Regions from separate parts of the Homo sapiens genome. Here regions 1, 2 and 4 are each linked to region 3. A link is a loop called in an ENCODE intact Hi-C map of the cell type or tissue named here. Cell type or tissue: Calu3. All regions are shown on one strand. Each heading gives the region's core, and the rest is flanking DNA. Links, peaks and the distances in the headings are about the cores only.

Region 1 (8,314 bases), core at 285-8,284, 210 kb after region 3:
GCAATTCTATTTACCCAGATTTTTTGGTTTTCATGTCTATATTTTCTGTTTGTGACCAACTAAAATTGATGAAAGTTAAGTATCTCAAGATTTAAGAAAGAATCGAAACTAAATTTCAACTGGGTAAAAAAGGGGGAATGTAAAAGAGTGAATAGAAGTATAGAGAAGTAGCTTATAAGCATGCCACCATTTATATGGAGAGTCCTGGGATAGTAGTATTAGGAAATTTGGTTTATGGTCTTGCCAATGACTCACTGATCTTAGTTAAGTGCGTTTTGTTGGGTCTCTGGGCTTCTGTTGCCCTCAGTGGTGGTGGGAATAATCAGGTTTCAGTGAAGACACAACCTCAAGTGTCACTTTAATGTAGACTGATTGGTTTTGGAGAGGGTCTGCCCTCTCAAAAACATATTTGATATACTAATTTAAATAATTTAGAACACTTAAAAACAACCAACCAATAGATTTATGTACATTTCAAAGAGGAAATACCTTGAAGATTTTTATGATTAAGATAAAGAAATTGGCCAGACGCAGGGGCTCATGCCTGTAATCTGAACACTTTGGGATGCCAAGGCGGGCAGATCACCTGAGGTTGGGAGTTCAAGACCAGCCTGACCAAAATGGAGAAACCCCGTCTCTACTAAAAATACAAAATTAGCCATGCATGGTGGCTCATTCCTGTAATCCCAGCTACTCAGAAGGCTGAGACAGGAGAATTGCTTGAACTTGGGAGGCGGAGGTTGCGGTAAGCCAAGATCGTGCCATTGCACTCCAGCCCCGGCAACAAGAGCGAAACTCCATCTCAAAAAATAATAATAATAATAATAAAGAAATTAAGACATTATAATATCTTTTGTTTTGGTGGTGGTTGTATATATTCTTGCTAATCAAAATATGTGAACCTTCTAACACATACTATTTAAATGGAACAACACATTCTGTGTTTCAATTTCTGTCTTATACATAGTGAATATTTTTCTGTTTAAGTAAATAAAATGGCATAGTTATATTCTTGGGGGCCTTTAAATCTAGGATAGACATCTTGGTATGAATACACATTTATGGCACATACATATGGTAAAGTGAAATATTAAACCAAGATATGAAAGAATCTTTTGTCAAGTACAAGGCAAAGTCTTTTAACAATGGTTATTATTGATGAGAGCCAGCTACTCTTAACATTATTCACATTAATTGATTAGACAGTCAGTAGTGTCTTGGTGCTCCATCGTGATGTTATCTGGCTAGTGTGCTGCATAAATATTTTTATATCATTTAAAACTGTGGCCTGTAAAATCCATAGTTGTAAGGATTAGTCCCTTTATCTTGACACTAGATAGAAGTATTTTTGGCCAATCTCTTGGGAAAAATATGCCCTAAAATATTGGTTTTACATGATCCCATATTTTGCACGTTCCATACAAAAGTACAAATACGGCTCCCATATCAGATATATTTCTTCTCATCAACAGACTATATTTACTACAAACTTTGGGATAAATATTTACCCATTTTTGCTCTAAAAATAGATACTTAACAGCACTTGTTGAGAGCCATGCTAATCAATTTCATCTGGCCTCTAAAACAGGTGTCATTTTGATAAATGGTCCTAATTAAGCTGAGATATAAAGTAGGAAGCCGATTGAGTTAATGCATTGGCACCTATATGGCCACGGTCAGACAAGTACAGATGTTACGATGAGGTAAAGGCAGCCCTTTATTAACTTGGTTAAGTTTTCAAGTTCTACATCTCCCGTTGTTTGATCAAAGAACCTCTGTACTGTGACACCACTGGCTTTAACTTGCATTTATTCACATGGTTGCAGGAGACAAAGGTAGCTATGGAAAATTTAGCTCTTTCAGGTTATTTTTTAAATAACTGATTTCTATCCTGCAGTGAGAGACAAATGCATAAAAATGATTAATTAGACAAGAAGCCTCATTGTTTCCAATCTATGAGTCATATTTTTTTCTGCACAACATGGGTTTCAACTGCTGGAAACAAAGCTCTTTTATGTCTTCTTATATTAATTTCAATACAGATTGTCCAGGTAGAGAATGTGCAGAAGGCCTTCATTGCATGCTTCTTCATGATTGTTGGTGCAAGATGACACAAGGACTGACCTTCTCTTTTGAATTCCAGTTGCTTTATGATCTCACAGTATCAAATTATACCATCAACAATTCTACGGTTGGGTATTCCAAGAGAGGACTTGTAATTTCTCTTTTTATCTCTACTTATTCATTAAAAAATTCATGGGAATAGGAGAGGTATGTTGAGGGCATATTTTAACAATCTCGGAGAACTTAGTTCAGTTGATCTTTCTTAGAAGGTTATCACCTCAGCCTTCTAATAAAGGATCAAGTAGTAGATATTTCAGGCTTTGTGGGCCATATATTCTCTGTTGCAGCTACTAAATACTGTTGTTATGATGTGAAACCAGCCATAGATAATACATATGTGAATAGGTATGGCTGTGTTCCAATACAACATTATTTATGGCTATCAAAATTTGACATTTCATATAATTTTCATGTGTAATGAATATATAGTTTTTCTGAGACAGAGTCTTCCTGTGTCACTCAGGCTGGAGTGCATTGGCACAATCTTGGCTCACTGCAACCTCTGCCACCTGTGTTCAAGTGATTCTCCTGCTTCAGCCTCTGAGTGGCTGGGATTACGGGATTACAGCCAGCTGCCACCACACCCAGCTAATGTTTGTATTTTCAGTACAGACAGGGTTTCATCATGTTGGCCAGGCTGGTCTTAAACTCCTGATCTCAAGTGATCCGCCTGTCTCGACCTCCCAAAGTGCGAGGATTACAGGTGTGGACCACCGTGCCCGGCCTGTCATGAATATTCTTTATTTTTTTATGCAACCATCTAGAAATATAAAAATGTTCTTAGCCTGTAGCCATACAAATACAGGCAATGGGCCAGTGTTGGTCCATGGGATGTTGTTTGCCACCCCTTATTTTAATGCATTTCTTGAAACTCTGTGCAAAGGAATTAAGCATTGTTTCTGCCTTCAGGGAACTTTTCATTCAGATGGAGGAAAAGTCAGTCACATAAAAACGGATCAATGTAATAAAACAGAACGTCATTAAAGGCTAAAACAAAAACCATACTAATTCTCTGGCCAGCCCCAGAAGGAGGAAGAGGGACCAGGAGAGGGTGAGTTAAGGAGCAAGCATTGCACAGAGGAATGTGCGTGTAGGCGTGGGTGTGAGGAGAGCAGTGTGGATGGAGAAGCAGAGGTCCTAAGGTACATGCAGCTCAGACAAGAAAAGGCAGAAGATGCTTTTTAAATTTAGGAAGGGTTTCAAGTTATCATAAGGGAGCCAAAATGTCCCCCATTTCAAGATCTGGTTTTGCTCTTTTGTATAGCCATCAAAATACCAAAAAGTGAAATTAATTATATACTTAGTTTGAATGCCATGGTTTATGCTGAAAAACCCAGGAGGGGTACTGATTTTGGTTTTCTCTGATTTTTGGGGCCTATCACTTTGGTGCTAGACAGCACTTGCCATTTCTCATTCCTCCATGTACATTTGGTCATTCGGTAATCACTATTACACCACCTTCTGTGAGTTAAGAATTAGACTGGTGCATTAGTCAGGTCAGGCTGCTATAATAAAATACCATACTCTGGGTGGCTTAAAAAACAGGCACTTATCTCTCACAGTTCTGGAGTCTGGGACGACTAGCTTAAGGTGCTGGTGGATTTGGTCCTAGTGAGGGCTCTCTTCCTGGCTCACAGATAGCTCCCTTCTCATGGTGTCTTCATGTGGTGGAGAGAAAGACAGGAAACCCGCCCTCTAGTGTCTGCTCTTAAAAGGGCATTAATGCTACCATGAAGATTCCATCCCCATGACCTTATCTAACCAACCCTATTATCTCCCAAAGGCTCCACCTTCAGTTATCATCATATTTGGAGTTAGGGCTTCAACATATAAGTTTGGGGGTCACAAACATTCAGTCCATAACAAATGGGTATTGAGGATATAAATAACAGAAGAGAACATAATTTCAGCCTTCAAGGGGTTCACTATCTCAGGGGGAGACCCCCCCCTTTAGGCTCTTAGTATTACAGAGTGATACATGATGAAATAAAGGGCACATTGCAAGGGAGGATTCAGGCAGAAGCACTTAACTCTGCTTGGAAGGTTAGGGCAAGGGAAGGATTCACAGAGAGGGAAACATTTAGGCTGTGTCTCAAAAGACAAGTAAGAAGTAACCAAGAAGAATATTCTCTACAGTACATGCGGAGTTAGGAAAGCACGGGGTATGTTCAAGAATTGCAAGTAACTCAGGTTAGAGCATGGGAGGAACATGTTGAATTGGCAGAAGATGAGTCTAAAAGAGCATCAGAGCTTAGGAGTTTGAAAGATTTTTCATATTAAGGAGTTTCAACTTTATCCTGTGGGTAATGGTGAGTTGTTGAAGGACCCTGAGAAGAGTAGTGATATACTCATTTTTGTCTTTTAGAGTGTAATGTTGAAGATGGATTGGAGTGGGCAACAGGATATGGCAGGGAAACAAGAGCCCATCATTTTGGTCCATGTGAGAAATGATGAAAAGTTAGAAAGGCATTGAGGCTTGGAACGGAGAGGGTAGAAAACTCTCAGGGTACTGGTTTTGACAACTGTATGGATGATCAACCAGATAGGGATCACTGGATTGATTTGATGGGAAAGGTAAATTGAGTGTTTGGAGATGCTGAATTTGCGGTTCCAAGTGTAACTATTCAGATCCTAGATGAAATATGGGTCTGGAGATGCAGACTTGGGAGTTACTCAGCATGAAATTGTAGTCAAAGCCTTGGGAGCTGAGGAAACAGGTCAGGGAGGGTGAGTTATAGGAGAAGAGGAGGTCCAAGGATGGAATTTGGTGAAGACCAATATCTGGGAGGAGCATAGGAGCAGTATGGAAGCCAAGAGAGGACTGGATGGGAATGGAGGAAGTGGAGGCATGAGTGTAGACTTCTCTCACAAAAATGGAACTAAATTGCTTTTGGGGGCCTCAAAGTCAAGAGAAGCTTTCTAAAAGATGGGCAGTATCTGAGCATGTTCACAGGCTGAGATGATGGGGCCAGTAAAGACAGATGGTTCATGATATAGCAGAGAAAGGAGGCAGGGTCCTGAAAATGTTAGGATCCAAATGATTAACTTGGATAGGAATGGAACCCAAGACAAACAGAAAGACGTGAAGATACTTGCGGAAATTGACAAATATAGTGGTTGAGGATTAAGAAGTTAAGGCGGCTCCCACCTGGATCTACATCTTGTCTATATGGGAGGTGGTAAGACCACCTACCCTGGGTAAGGTGGAAAGAGAGGTATGAAGGGTAATGTGGAAGTGGCCAGTTAGGAAAGCAGGGAGGGGCTGCCTCAGTGAAACTCCAGAATGTGTGCATGTTGAGGGAGGGATTGGAGAAGAAAGCAAGTGGGACCAGTACAGAGCTCCTCCATCCTTACTGTGCCTGTTGATCCTGTGGGAATCTTGCTAACATGCAGATTTTGATTCATTAGGTCTGGGGTGGGGCTTGAAATCCTGAATTTGTGACACTCCCAAGTCCCAAGTGATGCTGATACTATAGTCCTGTATTAGTCCATTCTCACACTGCTATAAAGAAGTGCCTAAGAATAGGCAATTTATAAAGAATAGAAGTTTAATTGGCTGACGGTTCCATAGGCTGTACATGAAGAATGGTTGGGGAGGCCTCAGGAAACTTATAACTATGGCAGAAAGCAAAGGGGAAGCAGGTGTGTCTTACATGGCCAGAGCAGGAGGAAGGCGGGAGGGGAGGTGCTACACCCATTTAAACAACCAGATCTCATGATAACTCACTATCATGAGAACAGTACCAAAGGGGAGATCCACCCTGTGATCCAGTCACTTTCCACCAGGCCCCACCTCTCACATTGGGATTTACAATTGGACATGAGATTTGGGCAGGGACACAGACCCAAGCCATATCAAGGCCCATGCGCAAAAGTTTGAGTAGCAAGAAAGTAGGACGTTTTTCTGGAACTGGCTTGTATATACTCGCTGTATTTACTAAGATTATATGTTTATGTGAAGGGTGGGGTTAGATGAAGACTGCTGATAGAGTACATAGGGGGGTTAACCTTCTGACGCTAGCCTCAGTCTCTGTACTGACCAGTCATAAAGTGTAAATACAAGCTATTGTTCCCTATGATGTTGGAAATAAAAATGTTAATGACACCAGTGTGAAGGATTGTGTGCTTGTTTCCAGCAGCATTTGTCTGCTTGGGTATAAGAGGGATACACATAGCCCATTGTTCTGAAGGGGAGTGTGGTAGGAAAGTTGAAGAAATGTGCCGCATTGACCAGATCTGGAAAAGAGGTACAGCACATAGCCTGGAGAGGGTGTTAAGGTGCAAGAGTGAGAAAACTGGATTGTTACGAAATTATGTTCTGAGAGTGTGAATTCAGAGTATAAGATGCTAGAGCAGAGGTAGGTAGCCTGAGATATGACACAGTTCAACAGTGGCTATCAGTGTGGTTGTTAAGTAGGTGTTGGGATGGATGGCAGGAGTTGAGGATCAGAGAAAGACAAATGTGAAAGCTTCGCTGGTTGTGAAAAAGATCATAGGATTGTAGTAATAAGGAAAAGGAGGTGTTGGGGATAGTAGAGTCAGAGGTCATGAGCCTCTGAGAAATGTCCTACAAAGGTAGGAGAGTAACCAGAAATGGCAGACAAAATATAAACAAGAATGCTTCTGTATTGGGTGTGAGAGAATGTGCAGTCTCCACCAGAGAGGGCTAAAAGGGGAAAATCAGTACCTAGGAAGTGCAGGATCTAAATAGGTTGGTGAAGAGCTCTGAGCATCCTGAGATAAGCTTGAAAAATCACAGATGGGAGTGTCAGGGGGACAGTGGTAATGAGCAGGAGGGTTTCCAGGGAGCCCAGAGACAAGGACTGGAGAGGGATTGGCTGTGGGGGAATCAGGTGCAACCAGGGAAGGGAAGATCAGTAGGAAGATGAACATGGGAGAAATGATCGGTACCTAAAGATGATTTCCCTTGGTGCTGTGCTCAAAGATGAGAAGCAACAGAGATTTTGTTGACTGGTCTAGGGGTTCTGGCTGAAACTTGGGTAAAAATGATGTTGGGAAAGAAATTAGCAAACGTGTTCCCAGGATGGATGTGTTGGGTGGTTAGGCCTAGTGTGTTTCATGATGTATGTGGCCTTGGTCAGCCAAAGAAGAGGTCTGCTTATTTTATGCCTACCAAACAAGAAACCTCTACAGGTTTAATTTCATACTTTTGGTAAACATGTTAAGCATTCTTTTTGAATGACAGTGCAGAAGAATCTATTGCATGATTGATACATTGCCTTTTTAAAAATAAAATACTGATTTTGTGTAAATAATATGTTTTTCTCTAATTGTAGTGTGGAAATATTTCTATAAATTGGAAAACAAAAAAATTACAATAAAATGAATTTCTAACTTCCTGCCCTAAGTGGGACCACTATTAGGCTAGCAAGAGTAGAATTTCCATCCAGAAAAAGGACTTTTTATTTATTTTTTCTTGAAGTTATATAAGGTATTATATGCAAAAGTCTTGTCATGGCTATGGAATGGGTAGAATATTGCAGTGTTGCATCATTGGTTCTTTTTGTTCCTTTAGTTTTGTGTAGTAGCTATTACTGTACCATTGAAAGCAATAGCCAGTGGAAAATGCGGTTTTGAACTTGATGAATATAGAACATTCATTTTATTATAAAGGGTTTGGAATAACTAAGAAATCAACTATAGTTTGAAGAGTTCCAGCAAAATAAATCTGAAATGGAAAGAGAAACAGTGATGAGGGCTGGAAAGGATACATAACAAATGAAGATAAAGCCAGTTATGAGGAAGACCGAAAACACAGAAGGAAATTGGGAGAATAATAAAGGAGATAATGAAACACAATAGAAAACAATGAGATGATAGCCATTTGTGTTTACCTGGGAGCTTCACTCAGAAATTAAACTTGATAGGAAGAGGGAATGTGGAGAGGTTGGGCAGCAAGCTGATAATGACTTGGTACCTGAAGTTTAGAGATGTGGTCGGAGCAAGTCTGTCAATAGGAAATAAAATTTATAGAAGGAATTTAAATATAATTCAGGGAGCTTTTGGGGATTTAGTGTTAAGGATCAACATGGTCAAAATTACAGCAGGAAATAATTTGCATTCAGGATGCAGACTCACAAAGAAGCCAGGGAGAGGCATTTTAGGGGAAAGAATGTGGTTACCTTACTTACTGTGTGTTGGATGGGACACACCATAGCACATCAACATA
Region 2 (8,314 bases), core at 117-8,116, 800 kb after region 3:
CAGAGGAACTGTATTTAAAGCGCTTGCTTTTGAGACAGTTGGGTATCAAGATCAATTTTGCAATTTACTTTCAGAAGGATAGCAGCCTAAGTAGAGGTTTACAAAGCCCACAGATATCTTAGAATCTGACAAAAAGGAGTAAAAGCAAAAATAGGACAGAAAATGTTAAAAACACAGAAAAATAGTCTGGTATAAACTCTGTATTCAATTTTAGGAGAATCTGCCCCACAAAATGTTACTTGGACTGAATGGAAGGGTATCAAAGGGCCTCAACATGCAGCTCTTCTTCCTGAGAAGGATAAACGCCATCTGCGTACCCCACCACTAACATTGTCACTGAACAAGGAATGAGACCCTGGGGCACAGCCTCCCCACTGGGGTTCCACTCTACTCCTGCCTCTGATATGTAGGAGCCCAACATGTATTTGTTACTCAGTGAATAAAAGCTTTATGTCTTTCTCTATCACGCAGCAATATATTGACTCTCCACTGTGGAAAATGAGGAAATTCTTGCGTCTTTACTTCCCTTGACAACCCCTCAGCTCACTCTATGCCCAGCGTCTACTGGCCTTATCTTCACTCTGTAAGGCTTTTGAACATTCACATCTGGCCTTCAATGTAGCATAGACTTTTGAACTTGTTGTCTAGGATGACTCTAAAAATCAAAAAGCCAATAAACAACATACATAATGTGACCCTGTAAATACTCACAAATGATGTGATTGAACTCACAAACAAAAGAATAGACACAGGTTCCTCTAACCCATGCCAAGGTCAAACGGATTCTACTCTCTTACATTTCTAGTCCTTAAAATAATGCCACATTTTAGTTTGCATCACAGATGGTTGTAACTTTCTCTTTCAGCTTTTTGTTTCTTCTAGGAGTTGCTAATTGTCTTTTATCTTATGGAGAGAATAATTCTATGACTCTTTCATTATTATTATTTAAAATATTCAATCCGTGAATTCTGGTATCTATTGAAAGGTGAAAAATTTGCTCTCCTGTATGTTTCCTTAAAAATATCTGAATTGTCATCCTTGTAAATCTTTTCCTTGCAGACTGTGTTAATTCCAGGGTCTTAGATCCCATCTCTTTTTTATGGATTCCTTCTTATTTATATTAGAATGCTTTTTCAAATACAGTCCTTTTTTCCACAGAGTGCAAAGAAAGCAAATACTCTGATTGTATTACTATTTTTTATTTTACTTATACACTTAATTGATAATTTGGCTAGGTATAAAATTCAATGTTTAAAATAATTTTCCCTCAAAAATTTGAAGCTACTGATTCATTATTTCTAGTCTTCAGAGTTCTGATGAGAAAATCGTGGCGAGTTGATTTTTATTCCATATATCTAATCTCTTTTCAGGTTCTTCCTCTCTGGAAGCATTTGGATCTTGTCTTTATCTTTGGGGTTTTAACATTTCATTCAGACCCCTTAAATTCATTTAGGCCTTTTCAATTTCAATGCACAGTTTTTTAGACTTAGGAAATAGTCTAATTTTACTTTTATTATTTCTTCTCTTTTGGTTTCGTTTCTCTTTGCTCTCTATTGGGGATTTTTTTCAAGATGGATATTGGACATACAGATTCCATCTCCTTGTCTCTTACATTAATTTCTCATATTTTGCATGTCTTTCCCCTTCCCTTTCATATCTGACAAGTTGCCGGGTCCCCACTATTTGTCTTACCTATTGGTTTATTTTCAGGCTTGTCATATATGAGTATAAATTAGTTTCTAAGAACTTCTACTTTTTTTCTCCTGTTCTGTTGTGGTTTAATAGATCACATAATGGATAGTCATCAGGATAATCATAATAATATTTTTAAAGTTGTCTTGTGTTTCTCAAATATTTAGTATTCTTGACAGTCCATTTATATTTATTGAAAAGACTCAGTTTATTAATGTGTGCAGCTAGTGCCGGTCCCTTCTTTCATTACATTCATCTGTCTCTCCAATAAAGATATACCTTGTTTTCATTTCTTATGGCCACAGTGACAAAAGTACCACTAACTGGGTGGCTTCAACAGCAGTTTATTCTCTCATAGTTCTGGAATCTGGAAGTCCAAGATCAAGATGTCAGCAGGGTTGGTTTCCTCTGAGGGTGGGAGACACCGTGCCAGGCCTCTTCTCTTTCGTCTGGAAGTCTCAGCTGTTTTTTGCCTTGTAGATGGGGTTCTCTGTATCTTCACATTGTCTTCACTCCACATATATTTGTCTCTATGTCCACATTTCCCCTCTTTATGAGGACACCAGTCATATTGGATCAGGGCCCACTCTAATGACCTCACCTTAACCTGATTTTCTGCAAAGACCCTATTTCCAAGAAAGGTCATATTCCCAGGTATGGGGCAGTGGGGTGGTGGTTAGAACTTCAACATCTTTTTTTCGGAACGGACACAATTCAACCCGTAACATCTCTCAGTGGGAGAACAATGATGGATTTTGTGTTGATTGGTAAAAATCAGCAGTTGGGCTGGTCAGTACTTCATTGAGAAAGACTAGTCTTCTGAAGCCTCACCCCTAACTAACCCCACCCATCATAGCAGATCATTTAATCACTCAATTTCTTTAGAGAGCAGTTGTCTGATAAAATACTATTGTGACCAGATGCACTACGAAAGGGGAAGGATGGTACAGGAGGGGTCCACTTATTCTCTTTAAAACACCAACCTTTGCCTTCTGCTTAAAGGAGAGGAATTCCTTCTCTTTATAACTTTAAGTTATTTAAGTTTTTTAAGGTCAAAATGTATTTTAAAGAAATGTACTTAAACTTGACTAGATATGCTGTGTTCAAAGCCACAATCCCCCATGAGCCGCTAAGAATCTGGAGGTTTCTACCTGTGGAATGCCTGTCCATCTCCTTCAGGGGTCTGCCTAAGTCCTAGCTGCCCTTAGAAGGGGCAGGGCTCTGAATGGGAATTGAGCAGAAGGTCCTTGTCTGTACATACTAGCCCTAGACTAAATTTAAATCCCCAGATCGTGGCTGCAATGTTCTAACAAGGAAGGCCTCACATATCCTGATGGTGCTTGAATGACAGCAACACTCTAGATAGATGCTGGAAAGCACAAAGGTGACTTGCAATGTGATTAAAAGGAAGGTTTTCAATGGAAGGGTTCAATGGAAGGCCAGACCTGAAAACAACAAAACAGGGCTGTTACTAGAATTCCAGAAGTCACCTTTGGAAATTCTAAAGAGAAATGACTGAGGCAAATTAAGAGGGGCTACTGCTCTGTAAACTGGGAATGAAACTTGAGGGTACCAGTGACTCTAAAAGTCCTAAGCCAAAAGTCTATGCAGTTTACATCAACGTTTGGTTCACGTTGTACTGGGGGGCATTTGCCAAGCAAAGTAGGATTTCACAACAGAAGAATTTGCTGTCCCAGAACATGTCTCTTGGGAGCCTGAGTGAGAACACTGGCCTTCCTGAGCCAGGGATTTGTTTAACAACAGTGATTCATAATTTCAACAACCAAAATGAATGTGGAAGCATGATGCGTGAAGACCCTGATTATGAGGGACAATCGTGCTGCCCTGTTCTCCCTGACCCCTCTTCAGGAGAGCCAGCTGTCCAGGGGAAAGGTATCACATCCCCCACATGCCACAAAAGTGCTCCTGCCCAGTGGCAGACCTATGCTCAACTTTCCTTGGGATGATTTTCTCATTAGATTAGAGAAAAGGCAGTTGTCAAAAAGCCATTTCACATCAGCGCTCCAAGAGGCTTTCTGAGTTTGTGCAAAGATTATTTGGGTATTTGAACTACTCTGATATAATGTTTTTGGGGCATTTCTGTTCCTCCATTTTCCCTTTGATAAGGGTGCTAGGTCGTGTTCTCTCTTCTGCTGGAGATGCGATTCCCGTCTGTCCTTATTCTGCCCAGGTGTGGTACGAGATTCTACCCCTATCTACTGGGTTGAACAGAAAATTAAAACGCCCTCTTGAATTCCAAGTGCCTTTTGTGGTTCAGGCTGTAAACACCATCAGCACCATCAGGCTCTCAGCATGAGTTAAATACCTCCAGAACTAATGGCTGTCGCAACTTCCCGCTGCCCCCAGAAAGGGTCATTGCATTTTAACTGCTGTGTCACCCTCCATGGCTGTTTGGGGGGTGCACGATGTAGGAGAAGGAGGCAGACAGCCTTTAAAATCCATCGGAGGTCAATGTATTCCATTATATACACAGTGCTTCACATTCAGTTTTAACCTTTGGTGAAATTTGCAGTGTTGGGATTTTTTATGCTAGAGTGGACGCAGGAAATCACAGGTGCAACTAATTTCAGCTTTGACTTACAATCACTGTGGGCCCCTTGAATTTTTATATGAAATTCTCTCTTTAGCTTGAATGTAACGTGTCAGAAGTCTGTAGCTTGTCTCTGTAATATACATTAATAGGTAATATTGATTTGTGGAAATTAATTACTAGAAAAATAGTTCTCAGCACTTAACTAGTGTTTGGGAAGATTCGAGAGCCCCCTTGTGGCTATAATCTTCCTTAACTGAAAATCAATGAAAAGCTTTTAGCTGGTTTTTTGTTGGATTTTTGTTGATGGGTCTTCCCCTCCCCACCTTTTTCTTTTGGTTGCAGTTGTTTGCTTGCTTTATGTGTATGCTTTGAATTGTTTTTCATTTAGATTAGCTCCAATATAACACGTCATTTCAAGAAAACACACAGAGATAGCAGCAGATGTCAGCAACAGGTGACCTTTTTTTCTGCTTATCACCAAGAGAAATAATCAACACAAAGGGGCATGTTTAGGGAAGTTCACTAAGAAGGGAAATTACAGTTGTGTTATTCTGTTGCTTAAGGGATGCGCCCCCTCCCAACACACCATTTTAATCATGTATTGATTGCACAAATGAAAAAGCCACCTCTTGTAGCCCTAAGCTACATTTACTTTGAAAGTCTTAAAGATTATTTTATCAGATTTACATATAGCCATGAAAAGTGGGATAGTGTCCCCATTTGAGTGTTTTAAAATCTCTAAGAAATGAATGTTGAAAGCTATTACCTCTGGAAGCTTCAATCATGCCTGAAGAAAAATATTTGCAACTTAAGGTCAGTGCTCCACACTTGAATTGATGAAGAGAACACCCAAGGCAAAGTTTAAACAGAACGAATTGATTTTTTTCTGGGAGACTTAAATTATCATGCATATATTTTTCTAAATGTCTGTCGTTGCTTTATTAATTAGGCAGAATTGCAGCTTCGGAGCCACTGCAGCTGAAAGATCCCATTGAATGTCCATGTGCTAAGCTGGGCTTCTGGAAGAAACTCATGCTAATTATCGTCAATAAGTGGATTTTGAAGAGAACCTGATTAGGGCTCTGCATTATTTCCAGCATAATTTGGTTTTCCCTAGATTAGTTTATGGACTGACACTGGCCTCTAGTCACAAATGAGTTACTAGCCCTGCTTGTTGTTCCTAGCATGGAGAAAAATATCGTGGGTGGGAGCTGAAGAACAAAAAGAGAAGCAAAAATGAAAGACAAAAGCCTTGGTGTTTGGGCCTGGATAAAATACATGAAAGTTAAAGATGGTATCTGTTTCCTATTTTGTCTTCAATGCACAGGCGCAATTAGCAAAAATCTTAGTTACAACACTTGGTTGGGAGTGAGAGAGGAGACTAGTGCACAGGTAATGCTAGCCAAGGTGAAGTGTTGAGCAGCAACCACTTTACTCTTTAGAAGCTGTGGAAAATTCCAAGCTCCCACACTATCCTTCTTGGTCTTTTCTTGATATAGAGCTTTTGCAATGTGCAAGTTCCTTTCAGAATATTCATAAAAGTCTACAAGGGTTGTATCAAAAGAACTCCACATCCATATTGAATAAACTCCCACTAGCCAAAAATTGGATAAATTGAGGATCAATAAGGATCATGACTACAGTGTGTTGAAACTTCTTAAGTATATTTAGATTCATGAGCTTATGGGATACTAAAACAAACAAACAGCAATAAAAATCCCCTTTGGGGGAGACTGTAAGAAAGCAACCCACTATTTTGAAAACTAGTAAGTAAAATGAATCAAACATTCATTTGCCTTTCCTATGTGAACTCTACCTCAGGATGCCAAATAGTTGATAAGGGAAAGTTTCTTTTTATAGAGGCATTCCAGCTAATAAATGAAAAAAGAAATGACAGAATAAGACTTTCACCATTTTGCAACCCCCTTCTGGATGAACATCAGTGGCCACTGCCATCAGAAAAAAAGAGACCCCAGACTTTATTTACCTCCAGACTGAAGTCTGGAACACTACCTACTTAGAAATGAGTGTATTATTTAAGAATGATTCTTCCATAATCAAAAAACATACCAGAAGGCATATCCATATTCTGGCATTTCTGGCTCATTCTCCTGGGTCTCCTTTTTCAGTTGATTTCAAAGAAAAAAATGAGCTAATATCAGTGAAACCTCCCAACTTGTAGAATAAAGCGTTAATTTTGTGTTTTCTTTCTAATTCTTAACTATGAGCAAAATAAGACGGTGTTGGGTAGTCAATTGATGACTCAGCACCTTAAGGTCAGGCCACGCAGTGTACCATTATATCATAAGCACCTCGCATAGTGTTTCTCATGAGACACAGAACCAACACGTGTATTTAAACAAGCAAACTAAATGAGCACAGGAGTTGAAGTAAGAAAAAAAGAAGTCCCAGCTCTACTACTTTTTACTTGTTGACCTTAAGAAAATCCTTGTATATGGCCAGGCACAGTGGTTCACACCTGTAACCCCAGCACTTTGGGAGGCTGAGGTCGGTGGATCACCTGAGGTCAGGAGTTTGAGACCAGTCTGTCACATGGTGACAGACCAGTCAGTCACATGGTGAAACCCCCATCTCTACTAAAAATACAAAAATTAGCCAGGCATGGTGGCAGACGCCTGTAATCCCAGGTACTTGGGAGGCTGAGACAGGTGAATCATTTGAACCTGGGAGGCAGAGTTTGCTGTGAGCCGAGATCGTGCCACTGCACTCCAGCCTGGGCAATAGAGTGAGACTCTGTCTCAAAAAATAAAAAAAAAAAAGAAAAATGCTTGGATATCTCTGAGCATCAGTTTTCTCATCTGTAAAAGTGGACGAAGAATCTTTCCTTTGCTGTCTCTGATATAATCTTGTTATATCAGAGGATCAAGAAGGATCAAATGAAATAATGGATGAAGAAAGTAGTTTGAAAACTTAAAAAAGTTAGACAAATAAAAATTTGCTTTAGGTTGTTTTTTAAATATTCATTAATACATCTTGTTTAATATTTGAAATTTCACTCTATTTGGACAGTTTATGAGGCTCTAATAATCATGGAGAAGGGAGAACGCTGAAGTGCGGAGTGTGTATATAAATGGTGAGGCTCTAATAATCTTGGAGTTTATGAGGCTCTAATAATCATGGAGAAGGGAGAACGTTGAAGTGCGGAGTGTGTATATAAATGGTGAGGATCTGCTAGGTATCAGCTACTGCCGGGCCCTTTATATTCACTTCTTATTCAATAATTCCCACAACCCTATGAAGTAAGTACTGATACTTCAGCTGTTTAGGTGAGGAAACTAAGGCTCCCAGAGGTCAAATAAGCTAACCAAGTCACGCTGAAAGCGAGGTGGGTTTAACGTTGGAACTCGAATCTGTCTGACTTCAAACCTATTTTCTTTTCACTCCATATAAAGTGAAGTTCCCAACATTCTTGAAATTATGCACTCATGCTTTGTCCAAATGAGCACAGTTTGACTTGTACTTTTCTTAAATCTCTTCCTGAATACAGGCTTTGGGACAGCCAACTTCAGGATTCAGCAACCTTCTCTGAACACTTTTCTGAGTCTTCATAGCATTGTATTCAAGATCTGTTTTAAGGCTGAAAAGAGCATTATGGCATGGAATGAGCTTTGGCTTTATTTCAATTCTCTTGCATAGCTATTTTCAGCCTTTATTGTTCTGACATTACTACAGCTTTTGGCTTCTAGATTCTTTAGGTGTGTTAAAAATGAATGCAACTGCAATAATTCTCCCTTGTCTCTAATGCCCCTTCCTCAAGTGTAAATTTGTTACAGCTTTGTGGGTGTGCTGGGCTCAGGAAAACTGTTTCTATAGCTTCTTCTAAGCTGTATATATTCAGAGCATCCTCTGGATCCATGCACTCCTGTGCTAAAGTAGAACAGAGGCCCTGTGTTCCTTCTGCTTCCTGTCCATCCCTGGCCTTGCAAGATGCTGCTTCTCTCTCATCTCCTGCTGTCTCCCTGCAGGTAGAAACAAATCCCTCACCCTGTGATGTTCATTTTGCATCTAGAGCTTTGAGTTCAACAAAGCCTGGGCCACTGCATCATT
Region 3 (8,314 bases), core at 166-8,165:
CACCTGGATACTGCCTAGTGGAGCTAGTGGAGGGGGGGCTGCAACCCTTCAGAACCAAGGATGGTAGATTCACCAGCAGCTTGCACCTTGTGCCTGGAAAACCCAGAGGTACTCAACCCCAACCCATGACAGCAGCCACGTGGGTTGTATCCTGCAAAGTTAGAGCGCTGGAGCTGCCCAAGGCCTAGGGAGCCCACCAGGATGTACATCACGATGTGGGACATGGAGTCAAGGATTACATGACAGCTTTAAGATTTAGTGCCTGCCTACTGTGTTTCAGACTTGCATGGGGCCTGTTACTCTTTTCTTTTGGCCGATTTCTCCCTTTGGTAACGGGAATGTTTACCCAATGCCTGCACCATCTCTGTACCTTGGAAGTAAATAACTTGTTTTGATTTTACAGGCTCATAAGTGGAAGCAGATGAGTCTCAGATGGCACTTAGGACATTGGACTTGATGTTGGAACGAGTTAAGACATGGGGAAGAAATGACTGTAATTTGCAATGTGAGAAGGACATGAGATTTTGGGGGCTAGGAAAAGAATGACATAGTTTGGGTATTTGTCCCCTCCAAATCGCATGTTGAAATGCAATTCCCAGGGGCCCCCCTTACTCTCTTGCTCATGCTCTCACTATGTGACGTGCCTGTTCCAGCTTCGCCTTCTGTCATGGCTGTAAGGTTCCTGAGGCTCTCACCAGAAGCCAAGCAGATGTTAATGCCATGTTTGTACAGACTGCAGAACCATAAACCAACTAAACCTCTTTTACTTATAAATTACCCAGCCTCAGGTATTTCTTTATAGTAACACAAAAACAGCCTAACACATAAAATCGGTACATACCAGTAATTTTATTTATTTACATGTAAGAACACAATAACTTTGTGGGAGAAGGATCTAAGATACCCTTTATAGTACAATAAATGTTTTTTTAAGTATGTCTGTATATGCATATATGCATTAAAAAAGAACATATACTAAACTGTTAGCAGAATTATAGGCCATTTTCCCTTTCTACTTTGCATTTTTCTAAAGTATTTGAATTCTTTTATAATGACCATATGGGATTTTTTTAACTTTAAACATACAGCTTTCCATTTGGGACAAAAGTTTAAAGCCACAAAAAAGATGGTCATATTGATTTGAAGTGGCATTTGGAGAGCAGTCCCTGACACTAAATTTTACAGTATCTCCAAAAATATTTACAAAGACTCAGATACAAAAATTCTTAATGAAGTTGCAAACTAAAAATAACTTTGTATCATACATAAATTGGGAGTAAAGTCTACTAACTATAAAACCTATGCTGTTCAACTTAGAATCATAACTGACAGTCAACTACCACTTAGAACAAGAACATGCTAGTAAAAAAAGAATAGTAAACTGATTCTTCATCTCTCCCTATTTCCTATTCCCTGGTTCAAAAATCTATGGTCTGGAACTGCCCCAAAACTTTATAGACATAATACGAAAATGTGAATGAAGATCAGGAGTGGTAGCTCATGTCTGTAATCCCAGCACTCTGGGAGGCTGAGGCAGGCAGATTGCTTGAGCTCAGGAATTCGAGTCCAGCCTGGGCAACATAGCAAGACCCCGTCTCTACAAAAAATACAAAAATTAGCTGAGCATGGTGGTTTGTACCTGTAGTCCCATCTACTCAGGAGGCTGAGGCAGAAGTACAACTTGAGCCTGGGAAGCAGAAGTTGCAGTAAGCCAAGACTGCACCACTGCACTCTAGCCTGGGCACTAGAGTGAGACCTTGTCTCAAAAAAATAAATAAATAAAACAAAATAAAATATGAGTTATATATCTGGGGGAAAGTGACAGCAATCATTACCATCCTAAATGAGTATAACTTTCTCCCAGTGGTCACTCTACTTTCCAACATGTAAATAAAACTACTGTTAAGAAGAATTTTACGAAATTGGGACAATGAGAATATCACATAGTAAAGAAAGGCAACATTGATGACCTAAATATGTTATAATTGAAAAAAAAAACAAAAAAAACACAAAAAACCAAGTGTTTAGCTCAACCACAGACAGAAGAAAATACATAAATGCAAAACCTATTAGAATAAAAAAGCAGAAAAAATTTATCAGTCATTTCTTTAAAAAAAGATAAAAACCTAATCTGGAAAAACTGAAAGAAAATGAAAACTAAAGAAAATCTAGGAAGGAGAAACATATCTACAGAGAGGAAAAAATTAAAATATTTATATTACTATACATAACCTATGTAAAAACATAAATTATATGCTTAAATAAGAAAAAAAAACCATTGACCAATATTGATAAGATATCACAAACCCAAGAGTATATGCCTGAAGTTCACAAAAGGAAAAAAAAAATTATTAACTTTGCCCTACATAGCGGGGGGGGGGGGGGGGAATGTTTCTGTCAGGCTGTAGAATTGTTTTACCCTACTTACAAGCTAATAAGTTAGCTTTTCATTGTTTCATGGATTCTGGCAAAAGACAGAGATTTCTGAGTCAAAGAGCTTGATTACTTGTGGCACAGCAAGCAACATGAACATTAGTATGTTTACATGGGTTCCCCATGGGCCCACATTCCACAGGGAGAAGTATGATGGACCCACAAGAATTCTACACAGGCAGTGGGTATGGATCACATCTAAAGAACACTGAATGTGGGAAACCCATCATTTAATAACAAGCAGTAAGTAAGTTGCCCTTTGTCCCAGGGAGAAACACTCACTTATCCCTCAAAGTCACTCACTGAAAACACCCCGAGAAAAGGCCATGGTAAAGAGCAGTCAGGGCCTCACACGGTCTTGGCATAGTCAGTTTGTCTCTATTCACACTTATCAGGGAATGGGTCTATAATATGTACATCTAAAGGAGTAAACCAGACTGTCAGATGGGCAAGTGCAAATTACTTTCACAGTGTGCAAGCCCCAAGGAGTGGTATTTTTAAGCTGCCCATCTGTAGTCTTCCAAGTGGCAGACCAGACAGGTAGGCCATTGGCAACAGCACAAGAGTCAGTATGAATGTATTATATTTAACCAAGGGGTCAGATTTTGTTCAGGGAGAGGATGACGGCCTTGAGTTCTGCCCACTGAGTAGAGTGACCACTTCAGCTTTTGGTTTTACAAGGCTTATGCCTGGTGAAATGGTAGCAGAGGCAGCCCGAAGAGCCCACCAGCTGTTAACTTAGCTAAACGTCCCAGCAGCCTGGCCCAGGCATTTAGGGAAACCACTGTGAACTGAGGGCCCTTTTGAGCCAGTGACCTTACTTCAGGTAGTGAAATGGGTTATTTAGTTCACTCCCAAAAGAGTAGCTGCCACTTTTTCACATATACCTGATACCATGCTAGGGCCCAGAAGCTGGGCTTTTGAATATATAATTTCCATTTGAGCAGGGAGGCTTATTGGGTCCCTTTTACCTTGCGAGACACTGACTCCTAGTTGAACTACGTGAAAATGTAAATGTCATGTGGTAGAGTCACAAGGCCTCCATGGGTCAGGCATTCAGTTTCAACAAGAGCTTAAGAACTGCTATTTTAAAAAGGGGTGTACTAAGTGGCTGAGTCAGGCAGGTGGCACTATTGTACTTAGAAACAGTCTCTCGGGGTAGTCCAGCAGCTATGAAGTCTATACAAAGTTGTGATTGTCCTTTCTCCTCCTGGGATTGATTCTTTGTTGTTTCTGCTGGACCACCTGGGGGTGTCCATGTGTGGTAGTCTCTGAATGACAGTTTCCCTCTGGGCTTCACAAACATTGACAGCATTCACAGTATAAGCATGTAAAATACCAATACCAGTTATATAATCAGAGCCAAAACAATAAACCATTAAATCAGTCAAGTTTGAGTGCCTTTTCCTTAGGAGCCCAGATCAAGGAACATGTGTCAGACTACAACACAGTTATCAGGAGACTACCATCACCCACCAGGAGTACAGGGAGAAAGAGGTGAGCAGTGGGAAGAAATGTAAGTATTGACCTTTTTCTTCTCGACCCATGGGCCCTTACGAACTTCCTCTTCCAGAAGCTGTGTGTCAGTCAACATCCCACCCATGACAGTCTCCAAAACTACCAAGAACTGTAAAAGTCTAAGGTATGATTTTACCTGACTTACAAACTAATAAGTTAGCCTTTTATTCTTTTATGGATTCTGATAGAAGACATAAGACAGACTCCTGGGTCAAAGACAAATGACTTTACTGCTCATGACATAGAGCAAGCAGTATAAGCGTTACTATGCTTGCCCCCAAAGTCCCACAGGGGGTGACAAAATATGGACTTAGATGGATCCTACAGAGTTGGCATATGTTTCCGTTAAGGAACACTGGGCTTGGGGAAGCACTGTTTTATAGTAAGCAATAAAACACACTTGCTCCCTGTCCCCAATCCCAAAGGCAAACATTACCTCATTCCTCAAGGTTGCTCACTGCAAACACAACCCTGAGAAATGGCCCAGGTAAAGAGTGGTCAGGACCTTGCATTTTTTGCTGGTCAGACCAAGAAAGAACATGCAAGGACTCACAGGGCCCATGGCAGATGGACTTTCCTAATAGTTTGATGTTAATTTTTTTGTAATCTTCAAGATACTTTAGTTTCTATAATTATAAAAGTTGACATCAGAAACCAATGACAATAAATTTTAAACATTACAAAATTTCCTTTAAAAGATGCACTAGTGAGTTATATTATAGTGAGTCTAATAATGCCATAAAGGAATAGATAATTCCTATATTAACTCATCCAGAATAAGAATAATATGGCTGCCTAATTCACTTTACGAAAGTAGAATGACCGATAAAAATTAAAGATGTCAAATAATTTCAATAAATGTACAGCTATTCATTTATTAACACAGAAACATGAAAACAAAATGAAAGCAATCTTAATTCAAAAGCAAATTAAGATAATCCCACACCATTAATAATCAGTAGTTTTCCTCAGAATTGAAAAGAAGGTATAATATTTCAAAGTATTTTGTAATATATTAGTATGTCCAATGAGAAAAACCTTGTATCCATCCCAATAGTTGAAAAAATAATTGATAAAATAAAGCAATTATTTCTGCCTTTAAGTTTTAAAAGCAGGTGTGAACAGAGAAACATGCCATGTTATTTGATAAGAGATTCAATACAACACAGATGTAAATTTTTCCTAAATTAACCAATACTTTTAACATAATTCTAATTAAACCCTAACAAGGCTTTTGGGGAAGGGGAGCTTGGGGAGGAAAAGGATTCCAATGTTGACTTAAAAGCATCAACAAATACAAGGAGCTAAGGCATTCTGGAGGAAAAAAGAGCCACAATGAAGAAGAAATCCTCCTGTCAGAAACTGGATAATAAAGCAATAAATATTAAAACAGTATGGCACTACTATAAGAAATAGATAATGGAGCAGAACAAAGAGCTATGAAATAGACCATAATATAAATATAATGAATACAATTGACTAGGTACCTGAGGAAAAAAATCTGGTTGGATTCTTACCTTTTGATGAAAATAAATTACAGATAGATTAAAAGTTTAATGTAAAATAAAAGGAAAAACTTTTAGAAAGCTACAGAAAGAATTAGTAAAATCTCCCAATCAGGTTCGGGAAAAACTGTTAGTATAAAAACAATATAAAAGTCACATACACAGGAAAATTTGGCTACATAAAAATAAAAGTCTTTTGTATATGAAATTCAATACAAGTATAAGAAAATGTTAGAAATGGTTTGTTAACAAGTGAGTTAAGTATTAATATGCATAAATATATATTACTGTTTAATAGAGCTCTTTCAAAATTAAAAAAACTACTTTATTATTTTTTAAAGTATAAATAATCAGGCAAAAAAAATATACTGGTAGTATTACTCTAAAAAATCACTAATAAATTAATAATTTACTTCTGATTTGCCATTTTTTAAATTAAATACTTGCAAAAAAGCAAAAAAATAGTTTTGAATATAGGAAGCAACCTCATCTATTGTTTTGATTACTTTGTTATTCCCCAGGTATATATTCAGTTTATATTTAAAGAGCTATAGGCCAAATAAACTCAGTTTTGCATGTTTATTTCAAAAAACAAGTTATGCTTATATGAAACATTTCATACATTTTATGTTATTTTGGCACAATTTATATGCTAAAATCAAAAGCTAATCAAGACAAAACATTCTCAGATATATTACGGTTTTCAATACAAATCACATTCTTGAATATACAATGTCTTAGAATATTAAATTTTTTTTATTATAAGAAGTTTCTGCTATTGAACTCTCCTCTCTATAACCACTTCTTTCATTATAGGCTATTATTAATTTACCTTGAAGCAGCTTTCTTCAGCAGCTTTTTAATCTCATTAATTTTACAGGTGTGCTTCTTATGAATAACCACAAATGCATTACAACCATCTGGTGGTGGCTCATCAGCTGCAATCTAAGATTTCAAAGATTATATTTAGCTACAGCAGTTGATAATTACAATATGATTTTAAAACCCTCACACATTACTTTGATTAAAATAACTCATCAACTACTATTAAGTTATTGCTCTAATTAAAGTAAAAAAACATCTATACGTAGGTAGAATCTAAGAAATATTTTAATAAAATCAACTTTATCCTAGGAAAGACATGCTTCATAGTTATTGAAAAAATTCTATTAAAATTTTATGATACTTCATTTCAATTATTTGTCCTCATAATTTCCTTATCCCAAATAACTATAAAAATTACAGAATATATTCAATTACATTATAATAAATGACAACAATAATAATATAATCAATGATAGGCTATGGAACCAACTATAAACTTGTAGATCATTTTGAACTAAAGATGTTCATATTAAAGAACTCTATGTACATTGCTAGCGTGCCTCTTTGTCAAATACAGATTGGGTATTTTTACGCACCTGCTGAAACATCTGAATAGCTGGGGAGTATGCCCTTATAGAGAAAGCAAACTTTAAAAGGTTGATGTGTAAATTGTCTAGAAACTGTCCAGCTTTCTTCAGGATTAAGTTGTAATAAGAATAATCTGATTCTATAAAAAGAAGTCAAAAGAAAATAAATGTTAGCATTTTATACACTGCACATTGGCACATCTTCCACTGTAAGGCTAACTTAATGTCATATAATCATATCTGAAGTTTGGTTATGGATAATGCTAGAGAAAAATGGAAAAATCAAGATCTCAGTTCTATAATCAACTTCATTTTGGATCTTCCAGTAATGTCCAAGTAATCAACATGAGACCAGGTGAAAATAATCTTGCCATTAAAATCTATTTGGAAACACCAACATTTCAGACCAACTTACTCCAAAGTTGTGGGGTTATATTACAAGGATAAGATATAAGTCCTACCTACAAGGTAGAAATTAAGAACAGCAGAAAAGTTAAATAATATGATTGTTAATGAATTTTAAAGTACCTGTATGAATAAATTCTACTGAGATTTAGTGCCAATAGCCAAGTATAATTAGTGTATCCAGAATACTTTTAGGAGACAAAATTTGAACCAGGTCTTCAAAACTAAATGTCATCTTGTCTGGAACTTGAACAAACTAACCTGAGCTGCGAGTTGCCTACTATAAACCCTATTCAAAGAACTCAAAGACATAAAGGAGAAGGAGGGATCCTAGAATTTAATTAAAAATTCTCCAACACCCCTGGGGAGACAGAGATCACTTGAATGGGAGAAGGCAGAAAAGTGCAGCCTAGAGCTGAAGAAGACCTGGTGGCACTAACGGGGATAAGCAGGGGTGGGCAGAACTTTCTGTCTGTGCCCTTTTCCTTTCTCTACTCTTCCCTGGGTGTAACCATTGACTGCATTGTGTCAGAAAACTGTAATGTCATTCCAGGGCCAGCCAGAGATGGTAAGGTAATAACAGGGCAGCTCTGGAGTCCATTTGGTATAGGCATCCATAGAGGCTGGCCTCTAGACATTCTCTGGTAATTTATTCTCCTCTACATCTTGGCACTGGGTTATCAAGTGATGGAAATTTCTCATACAAAAGAACAGAGTTGAGGTAGATGAAGAGCAGTTCCCTGTGGATATCTGATGTGAAAGGGATAACAAGAAGAATGTGGTTACACCAGACTGCAACACCAGATACTCTCTTTCTGAGAGGAGGAAAAGGATGTTCTGACTGGAAGCAGACATTTTGGGGTTGGCTGGAAGACTGGGTTGTTTGCTGATTGTGACAATGTTTACTATTTGCTCCGAAAGTGCTGGGCCCTTGACCCTCAGTTCCTCTCTTTACCACAACCCATTCAGGGTACAGGTGTTATCTGGCCCTCCAAGTTGTCCTGTGGGAACTGAGGCTCAGGCAACCAGTGCAAATATGGG
Region 4 (8,314 bases), core at 211-8,210, 940 kb after region 3:
AAAGCAGAATTTCTTAAACTTTTGGGTCTCAGGACTATTTTACACTCATAAAAAAAGTATTGAGGACTTAAAAGAGCTTTGTTTAATGTGACTAATATTATCACTGCATAGCATTTTAGAAATTAAAATGGAAAAAATTTAAATTATTATTTTAAAATGAGAATTATAAACCCATTACACAGTGGCACAAATAATATATATTTATAAAAACTAAGACTTACCAAAGCAATAAATACTAGTGAGAAGAGTGGCATTGTTTTTCAGTTTTTGTAACCCTCCTTAATGTTTGGCTTACTAGATGATAGATGGGCTCTAATTAAGTAATTTGGATATGTTGTTTTGGTTGAAATACATGGAAAAAAAGGAGTATATTTAGGAGTCATTTCAGATAATTTTGGACATTCTTCTTTGATGCAACACCAAAACGCAACACACGGTAATTTCTTAAAGATTAGTTGCAATGTGAAATATCTGAAACAACATTTCATGTCTTTTAGGTTAAAATTTTTGCCTATCTTCACTTGGAATAGATCTTTACCCTTGTTTGATTTTTTAATGCTTATGCAATGGTCATTTGGAACCTATTGGTTTATTAAGTATTTTCCTAATATTGACATATTTCATTATTCAATGCAAAAAAATAACATTTGCTAATATTACCACAAATCTCATCAAAAAAGCCTTTTAAAATTGGGAAGCTGTCAAACTCATGGGACAGATACAAATTTTCCGTAATTCTAATTTTCACATGAAAGCTTGAACTCTATTACTGGAAACAAATGCTGTCAGTTTTGTTCCTTGAAAGGACAGGTGCATTTTGTTGATTTTCCGAAACTCTTGGCCAAATGCAGAAGTCTGAAAAGCACAGTTTGTCTGTTAGTCACTATTTCAAAAGAAAATAATGTTCCATGAAAAAAGCAGCTAGTTCGGCTTGCAACTTAAGTAATTGCACAAGTGTGTTTGCACAAGACAGCTATGGATTGAAGAATACAGAAATTCTTTACACATACTCCCCATTTTGTCACACACAACCTTAAAAGCATGTTCATTTCAGAATCTAGATGTTTAAAAAATTAATAATAAATTTTGTTGCTTCATTAGAAGCATTCTGAGTGAGACTGAAATATTCCTTTTTTGCTGCAAGTATGTGGAGGTGAAGAAAGTGATGACTATTAGCACAGCTTAGTACCACTGCCTTGGTTTGTGCTATGGGACCAGCAGTTAGACCTACCATTACATTTGCATCAGCAGGGTAAATGACAAACAGTGAGAAGAACAAAATACATTTTTTAGTAGTATTACAAAAATAGCTTTGACATCTTGGATCCCTCAAAAGAATCCAGAGGACCTTCAGAGATGTGCAGATCACACTTCGAAAGCCAGGGTCTAAAGGATTATCTTAATGATTACATAATTAAAAAATGTCAAGCCAATGCTCAGATAAATTTGCTAAGCAAAAGCCTTAAATGTGTATGATTTGATTAAATAGAAAACCCAAGTTTTACAGCATTTAATGTTTGCACGGAGTACAAGAGTAGGTAAATTATGTCAATGCACACAGAGCCACATAGATCCTCCCTCAACCTTTTTTTGGTTTTGGAGTTCCTTCAGGTTTGATCAAAGTCATGGAATATTATTATTATTATTATTATTTTGAGCTGGAGTCTCGCTCTGTCTCCCAAGCTAGAGTGCAGTGGCAAGATCTCAGCTCACTGCAACCTCCACCTCCCAGGTTGAAGTGATTCTCGTTCCTCAGCCTCCCAAGTAGCTGAGACTACAGGCGTGTGCCATCATGCCAGGCTAATTTTTTGCATTTTTTTAGTAGAGACGAGGTTTCACCATGTTGGCCAGGCTGGTCTCGAACTCCTGACCTCAAGTGATCCTCCCGCCTCAGCCTCCCAAGGTGTTGGGATTACAGGCGTTAGCCACCATGCCCGGCCTATGTTCTATTTTAAAATGATTAATGGGAGGAAAACTTACCTTCAGAGAAAGACCCAACACTTTATCACATCAGCCATGTTAAAGTTTCTGAACTTCTTGGTGAAAGCAAATTTTTTATGATCCTTCAGTGTTAGGACAGGTCTAGAAAAGAAAGAGGAAAAAGTGGGAATGAGGAGGAGATAATAAAGGAGGAGATGAGGTGTTGAGTAGGCGACACCAGTGGCTGAACTTGCCTTCTTTACATTACTCCAAACAACTCCTTCCAGGTGACAAGAATCTGCAAAATTGTGGAGGATTCCCTTTTAACATGGTGTATTAGTAAGTTCTCTTATTGCTATAAAGAAATACCTAAGACAGGGTAATTTATAAAGAGAAGAGGTTTAATTGGCTCACAGTTCCACAGGTTGTACAGGAAGCATGGCAGCATCAGCTTGGCTTCTGGGGATGCCTCAGGAACCTTACAATCATGGCAGGAGGCAAAGGGAGAGTGCACTTCACATAACCAGAGCAGGAGGAAGAAAGAAGGAGGAGGTGCTGCACACTAGATCTCATGACAACTTACTATTGTGATGACAGCGCCAACAGAATGTGTTAAGCAATGAGAAATCACCCTAATGATCCAAACCTCCCAACAGGCCCCACCTCTAACATTGGAGATTACAGTTCAACAAGAGATTTTCGTGGGGACACAGAACCAAACCATATCACATGGATTTCCATTTAACATTGTCATAAGTAGATTTGTTTCCTTAAAATGAAATATCTGTGGTACTACTGTATATTTTAAAATACACAATCTGGATGATAATGTGTACAGATAACAAGAAGTCAGCATCGATTTAATGTTCACCATACATGAGGCATACTTCTTAATCTGCGTAGGGATCCAAGTCAGCTGGGCTGGGACACCTGAACTACATGGGTTTACAGATTTCTACATTTTACTCACACAACAATAAGTACTAAGAAAAATGTGAACAAAGCATTTTTTATTGTGTAGAAAAGCAGCTTAACCAATGGTTAAAAGTGTAGCCCCTGAAACAGACTTGCTTGAGTTTCAGCTCCCCTTCCACCATTTACTATATATGTGACCTTGGGTGAGTCCTCTAATCTCCCTGTAGTTCAATTCAGTTCCTTCCATAATATGGACATCAAGATAATAATTTCTAATTCATAGAGTTATTATAAGGGCTAAATGAGTTAATATATGGGAAGTGCTTACAACCAAGCACTACAAGGAGTTTGTTCTCATTGTCACCAACATCATAATCATTACCATTATCATTATTATATGTTTAACAGCTTTTCTCACTTACTTCTAAATAAAATGTCTCCACTGCAGTACACTCCAAGCCAAGTAGTGAATTAAGCACACATACTGCTTTTTAGAAGGAAACTTAATCATTGTGGATTCTGCTTACTTGAGATCCCTCTGACATCCAAGGGGATTTTACATGAGTTTTTACGGAATTCTTTGATCTATTCTGAAGATGAGGGTTCCATTCAAAAGCTTCCAACTGCACTTCATCCATGTTCCTATTCTCAAAGACAACATAACAGCAGTTTCCATGTGGAAATTTTTTTCCACATGCACTCAATTAGAATAGGGTATCTCCTTTGGTTCATTTTTCATTTTCATTTGTTTTTCTAATCTTCCACAAGCTCCATTTAACCAAATAACCCATAAGATTTTCTTTTTTACTCTTTTTGCACAATTTATCTCCTGACTTCCATTCTTCCCACAGATTTGAAACTAATGATTGCCAGTTGGGATAAATAAAAACTTCCCTAAGCATCTCCTTTTCAGCCCACATACTCTGCTCCATTCTTTACTAGGCAGGTGCAGCCTCAGGGTAGGTTATTTTTTCTTTATGCATCAATGCTTATTTGAGTTAGCTTGTAGCTCACAGGGATTTTGGTTATATGGAGATATTTTGTACCTCAGCAGACACAGAAGGAATGCTGTTGGCAAGGGAAGTTGTAGCACGACCTAGAAATTCCTTTTTGTCATGAAGCAGGACCCTAAAGCTGAAAAACATTTCTTTCATTCTGGAGAGAAAGACACACAGAAACACAAGATGAACATCACCACCAATAACAACCGCCTGTGTCAATGCAAACAAAAGCCAGAAATCAACCAGTTGAAGAATTAGCTAGCCACATGGTCATTACCTTATATCCCAACAAGCCCAGGGCAAATTAGGATTCCTAAAACAGGATCCTGATTTTCCCAAATGAAATCTCCACACACTATATCCCACCATCTCTTTGGGTTTAGGGTTCCCTTCGAATCTTTTCTAAGAATAAATTAGGAAGGTGTTGTTTTTCTAACATGCAGTCTTTAATGGATACTACTTTTCTTTTTACAAAGGACTCTAATGGATGGAAAAAATTTTAAAACAGTTATCTGTGGGTTAATTGAATTATAAGGTAGGTTAGGAACTGCAGCTCATCAGTGAAAAAAAAATATGTACATTCACTAATTTTGCCAGTTTGGTTCATATTTGTTGGAAGACTCAGGTTTTATAGAAAGAGATTTTATAAACAACCCACCCTCATGTTGTCTTTCGCAGCAATTAATATATATGGCTGAGAAGGCATTTCAAGCTTTCCATTCTTTGAGGCACTTTTATTTCTAATAAGGTTCTCTGCCCTCTAGTGGTTGTTTTGTTTCAGGCATTGGCGTCAAGGTGATGTATGATTAGGAAGCAAAATTTTGCCTAAGGATTTTTAAGGAGTGGTTGTGCTCTCAATTTAACATTGAAAGTGGTTTCTGGAGGGCCGTTAGGATGCTAAGGGATTCTAGGATGACTTCACCTCATGTTGCACAAAGATAGGTGTAAACCTCTACTTTATTTTTCAAACTATTTATCTGTGCTTGAGGATCTGTCTCATTTAGGCTACATATTACAGTTTATTATAATAATTCATTATTTCCATTTGAAAGTTAAAAGAGAAGAGTTTATGTATGGCCTTAAATTCTGGCTGCTGCAGCAAACGCTTGAAATTCAGTCCTCCGAAAAAAGGAAAATGAGTCCCCTCAATTTTGAAGGCCAGAGGGTAGATCCATATGCTGTTTTGTGGGGCCCATCTTCCTGTTTTCAAGTCCAAGGAACTCTGTGGGAATCTGGTCATACTCATGCTTGGGCTTTGAAAAAGCCAAGGTGATTTGGAAAATATGTTCTGAGATGTAACAGCTGCGGCTGCATGATCAGAGGCAGATTTATTTTGGTACAGCTGCCAGGCCCTTGTTGTGCCTTCTGTAAATTTTAATTCCTAGTAATTATTGGAAGTGACACCAACTCTTGTTAATTAACCCTTTTGACATAAACAGAAGGTGTGCTTCCTCCAGAGGACTGGGGGGTGAGATGGAAAAGAGATCTTGGCGTGGCACTCTCGCCCCCTTATTCATCAACCCTCGGAAGATTAAGATGATCAGGTGGATTGGTTTGGAACTGCTCTTTCATATTAATCTAAGAAGCTATGCTATCCATTACTTATATGATGATGGGAGGAAGGAACAGTTCTAAATATGAAACTAGAATGAAGAAGAGGTATCAAGCGTTACAGAATAGGCCCAGTGCGGTTACAGCATGACTTCAAATCACCTTTTCTACAATTCTGATGTCATATTCTCAAAAGATTATTGTTTTAAATATTTATACTGTGGAATAAATTATATATGTGTTGTGTGTATGTGTGTGCATAGCTTAAAAGAATAATGAGAAAATAAATACCCTTGTACCCACTACCTTTATGAGGTAATGCCAAACTGTTTTCCAAATTGGCGTGTAAATGTTCTTTCCTAACAGCTCTGTAAAAAGTGTTTACTGCACCACACTGCCTCAGAAATACTTCATATTATCCAGCTTTTAAATATGTACCAACCTGATAGACATGAAATGGCAGTTCTCTGTAGCTCAATCTTGCGTGTCCCTGAATTCTAATGAGTTTAAGCAACTTTTCATGTATGTATCGATATATTTTTACCTATAGTTTCTACTGAACCATTTGTCTTTTTATTCATTTGTAAGTCCTTTATATCTTCTAGATATGTAAAGTCAGGGGTTTATATTGCAAATATCTTCTCCTGGTTTGAGGCTTGTCTTTTTGCTCTCCTTATGGTATATTTTGGTGAATAGAAGTTCTTAATGTTTTCATGGAGTTGAATTTATCAATAATTTGTTTGTGGTTTATGTGGTTGGTGGCTTGTTTAAAAAATCCTTTTTCTCCTAGATTCTTAGAATAGTGTCCTATGTCATCTAAAGTGTTACTGCACCCTTTTGGGTCTGTGGTAAAGCAGGCTAACTGTCCACCAAGTCCTTGTGCTTATTCTCTTCAGAAGATAGAATTGTCAGGAAGAAGCTGCTCAGTCAGTGATTGGTTAACCCTTGTTTGCATCTAGATGGGATCATGTGACTAGTTCTTGTTAATGGAATATGAGTAGACGTGATGTCATGCTCATATAAGAAGTGATAAATTATCTCCTTCCCCATCCACAAAAATGCAATTACTCTGGGATCCTGGGATCTGATGAAGCCACAAGTGGAAGGAACATAGATGCTAGAATGACTATGTGTAGGTAAATAGCCCACTACTATAAACTGAATGTTTGTGTTCCTCCGAAATTTATATTTTAAATCCTAACTCTCAATACAATGATATTAAGAAGTGGGGACTTTGGAAAGTGATTAGGTCATGAGGGCAGAGCCCTCTTGAATGGGATTAGTGCCCTGATAAAAGGGACCCCAGAAAGAACAGCAAGAAGATAACTTTCTATGAACTAAGAAGCAGGTCTTCACCAGAACTCGACCATGCTGGCACCCTGATTGCAGGCTTCCAGTCTCCAAAACTGTGAGAAGTAAATTTCTGTCATTCATAAGCCACCCAGTCCATGGTAGTTTATTGCAGCAGCCTTACCTAAGACACCTGCCAACCAGGAACACGCATATTCAGCAGCCAGTTGAGCAAAAAAAAAAAAAAAAAAAAAAAAAAGGATTTCTATTGTGTTAGCCACTAAATTTTTGGCTATTTTATTTCATCACGTAGTATTACCCTAACCAATGTGGAAATTGGTACCTACAAGTGGAAAGCTACCTTAACAAATTCTAAAATATGTGGCATTGACATAGTGGATGGGTGATAGAAAGCAAGGAAAAAGATAAAGCAAGACAGAAATATGGAGATCTCTGTTATGCAGTAGCATAAAATGGTGCCTGCTGTAATTCTGAAAGCAGATCAAATGCCTCGTAGATATGTAGCTCTACAGGAAGTAGTTGCAAAGAGCTAAAAATGTTACCATGTGTTGGTTTCTACTCACTCTTATCTCAAGGTATATAAAGAAAAAGATGCGTCCAAGCAAGAAGTGGTTGTCTTGAGAGCAGAGATAGAAAGGAGTGGAGAAAGTCCAGAAATTTAGTGATTCAAGGATTGGCAAAGCTATTTCTGTACCGTAAACCATGATTTAAAAATTAGAATGAAAAAATATTTAGAGCAAGAAAGACTCATTAGGAATTCTCAGTTACACAAAAGGATTAGGCCTTGTGGCAAAGATCAAATTAAGGTTGTTTCTTTCCAATTCAAGGTTATTTTATGAGATGGCCTCAAGGTATCTGCCATTACATTGAGAAAGCCAATGGTGGGATACAGGGAGCAAAAAGCAAAGACATAAATCAGATTGAGAATTATGTCGAGGGAAGAATGAATGTAGTTATTCATACATGGGATTTACTGAAATTGAATAGATGAGAAGTCTACTGTGTCCATGGGAATTATATTGTTGAATAAACTGCAATCTGGCTTTAAAAAGCCTGTGATTATAAAATAGTCATGCCTCCAATAAACCGGCCCCAGCAAGAAGCTGGCAGTGAAGATCCAGCCCTCTCAAGGAGGGCAGACCCCTCAAAGCTCATTTCAGATGGGTTCTTAGGCAGTGGGGCTCTCCACATGTAGTCCCCAGGCCAGCAGCATCACAATCAATCAGGAAAATGTTAGAAATGCACATTACCCAGACTTACTGAATAACAAACTCTAGGGATAGGGCCCAGCCATGTGTGCTGTAAGCCCTCCAGGTGATTCTGATGCTTGCTGAAATCTTGAAACTGCCTTAGAGGAGAAAAAATAAGAATCTCTGAGAGAGTGGAGAAGTGCGGAAAGGAAGTTTCTCCTAGAGAACGGACTTGAGTCTCATCAAGGAACTTCCTCTGTAGCTAGGGAACGTAGTCTTCCTAATGCCTATATGGCAGGATTTTGAAGTTCATTTGACTATTGTCTCCTATTCTTTTCTGAAGGATATTTTATATTGCAGTTATCTTTAATCTGCTTTTTCTTTATGTTTTGAGGTTGGGGACAGTAGCCACATAAATTGTCTTTT

The links. Peaks named below come from ENCODE experiments on the same cell type or tissue, not always from the same donor. Only the 100,000 strongest peaks of a DNase experiment are listed, where the experiment ranks them.
Region 1: it touches region 3 in a loop (27-fold over the local background); 23 of 110 quality-filtered maps call a loop at or near these places.
Region 2: it touches region 3 in a loop (12-fold over the local background); 51 of 110 quality-filtered maps call a loop at or near these places.
Region 4: it touches region 3 in a loop (15-fold over the local background); 55 of 110 quality-filtered maps call a loop at or near these places.

The regions. Positions count from the first base shown.
Region 1 is chr13:96,225,717-96,234,030 of GRCh38, forward strand. The region is part of intron 1 of HS6ST3 (heparan sulfate 6-O-sulfotransferase 3); the gene reads left to right. Among named protein-coding and RNA genes, the nearest start is that of HS6ST3, 140 kb to the left of the region's middle. In Calu3, for the core only: no CTCF peak of the experiment used is centred there; no DNase peak of the experiment used is centred there.
Region 2 is chr13:96,813,069-96,821,382 of GRCh38, forward strand. The region is part of intron 1 of HS6ST3 (heparan sulfate 6-O-sulfotransferase 3); the gene reads left to right. Among named protein-coding and RNA genes, the nearest start is that of LINC00359, 170 kb to the right of the region's middle. RefSeq lists an enhancer at 3,733-4,490. In Calu3, for the core only: no CTCF peak of the experiment used is centred there; no DNase peak of the experiment used is centred there.
Region 3 is chr13:96,016,752-96,025,065 of GRCh38, forward strand. It overlaps UGGT2 (UDP-glucose glycoprotein glucosyltransferase 2), which reads right to left. Exons shown (of 39, transcript NM_020121.4): 3 at 6,878-7,008; 4 at 6,289-6,401. Among named protein-coding and RNA genes, the nearest start is that of UGGT2, 32 kb to the right of the region's middle. In Calu3, for the core only: no CTCF peak of the experiment used is centred there; a DNase peak (open chromatin) is centred at 3,560.
Region 4 is chr13:96,953,882-96,962,195 of GRCh38, forward strand. LINC00359 (long intergenic non-protein coding RNA 359) reads right to left here. Exons shown (of 3, transcript NR_051966.1): 2 at 1,981-2,082. Among named protein-coding and RNA genes, the nearest start is that of LINC00359, 26 kb to the right of the region's middle. In Calu3, for the core only: no CTCF peak of the experiment used is centred there; no DNase peak of the experiment used is centred there.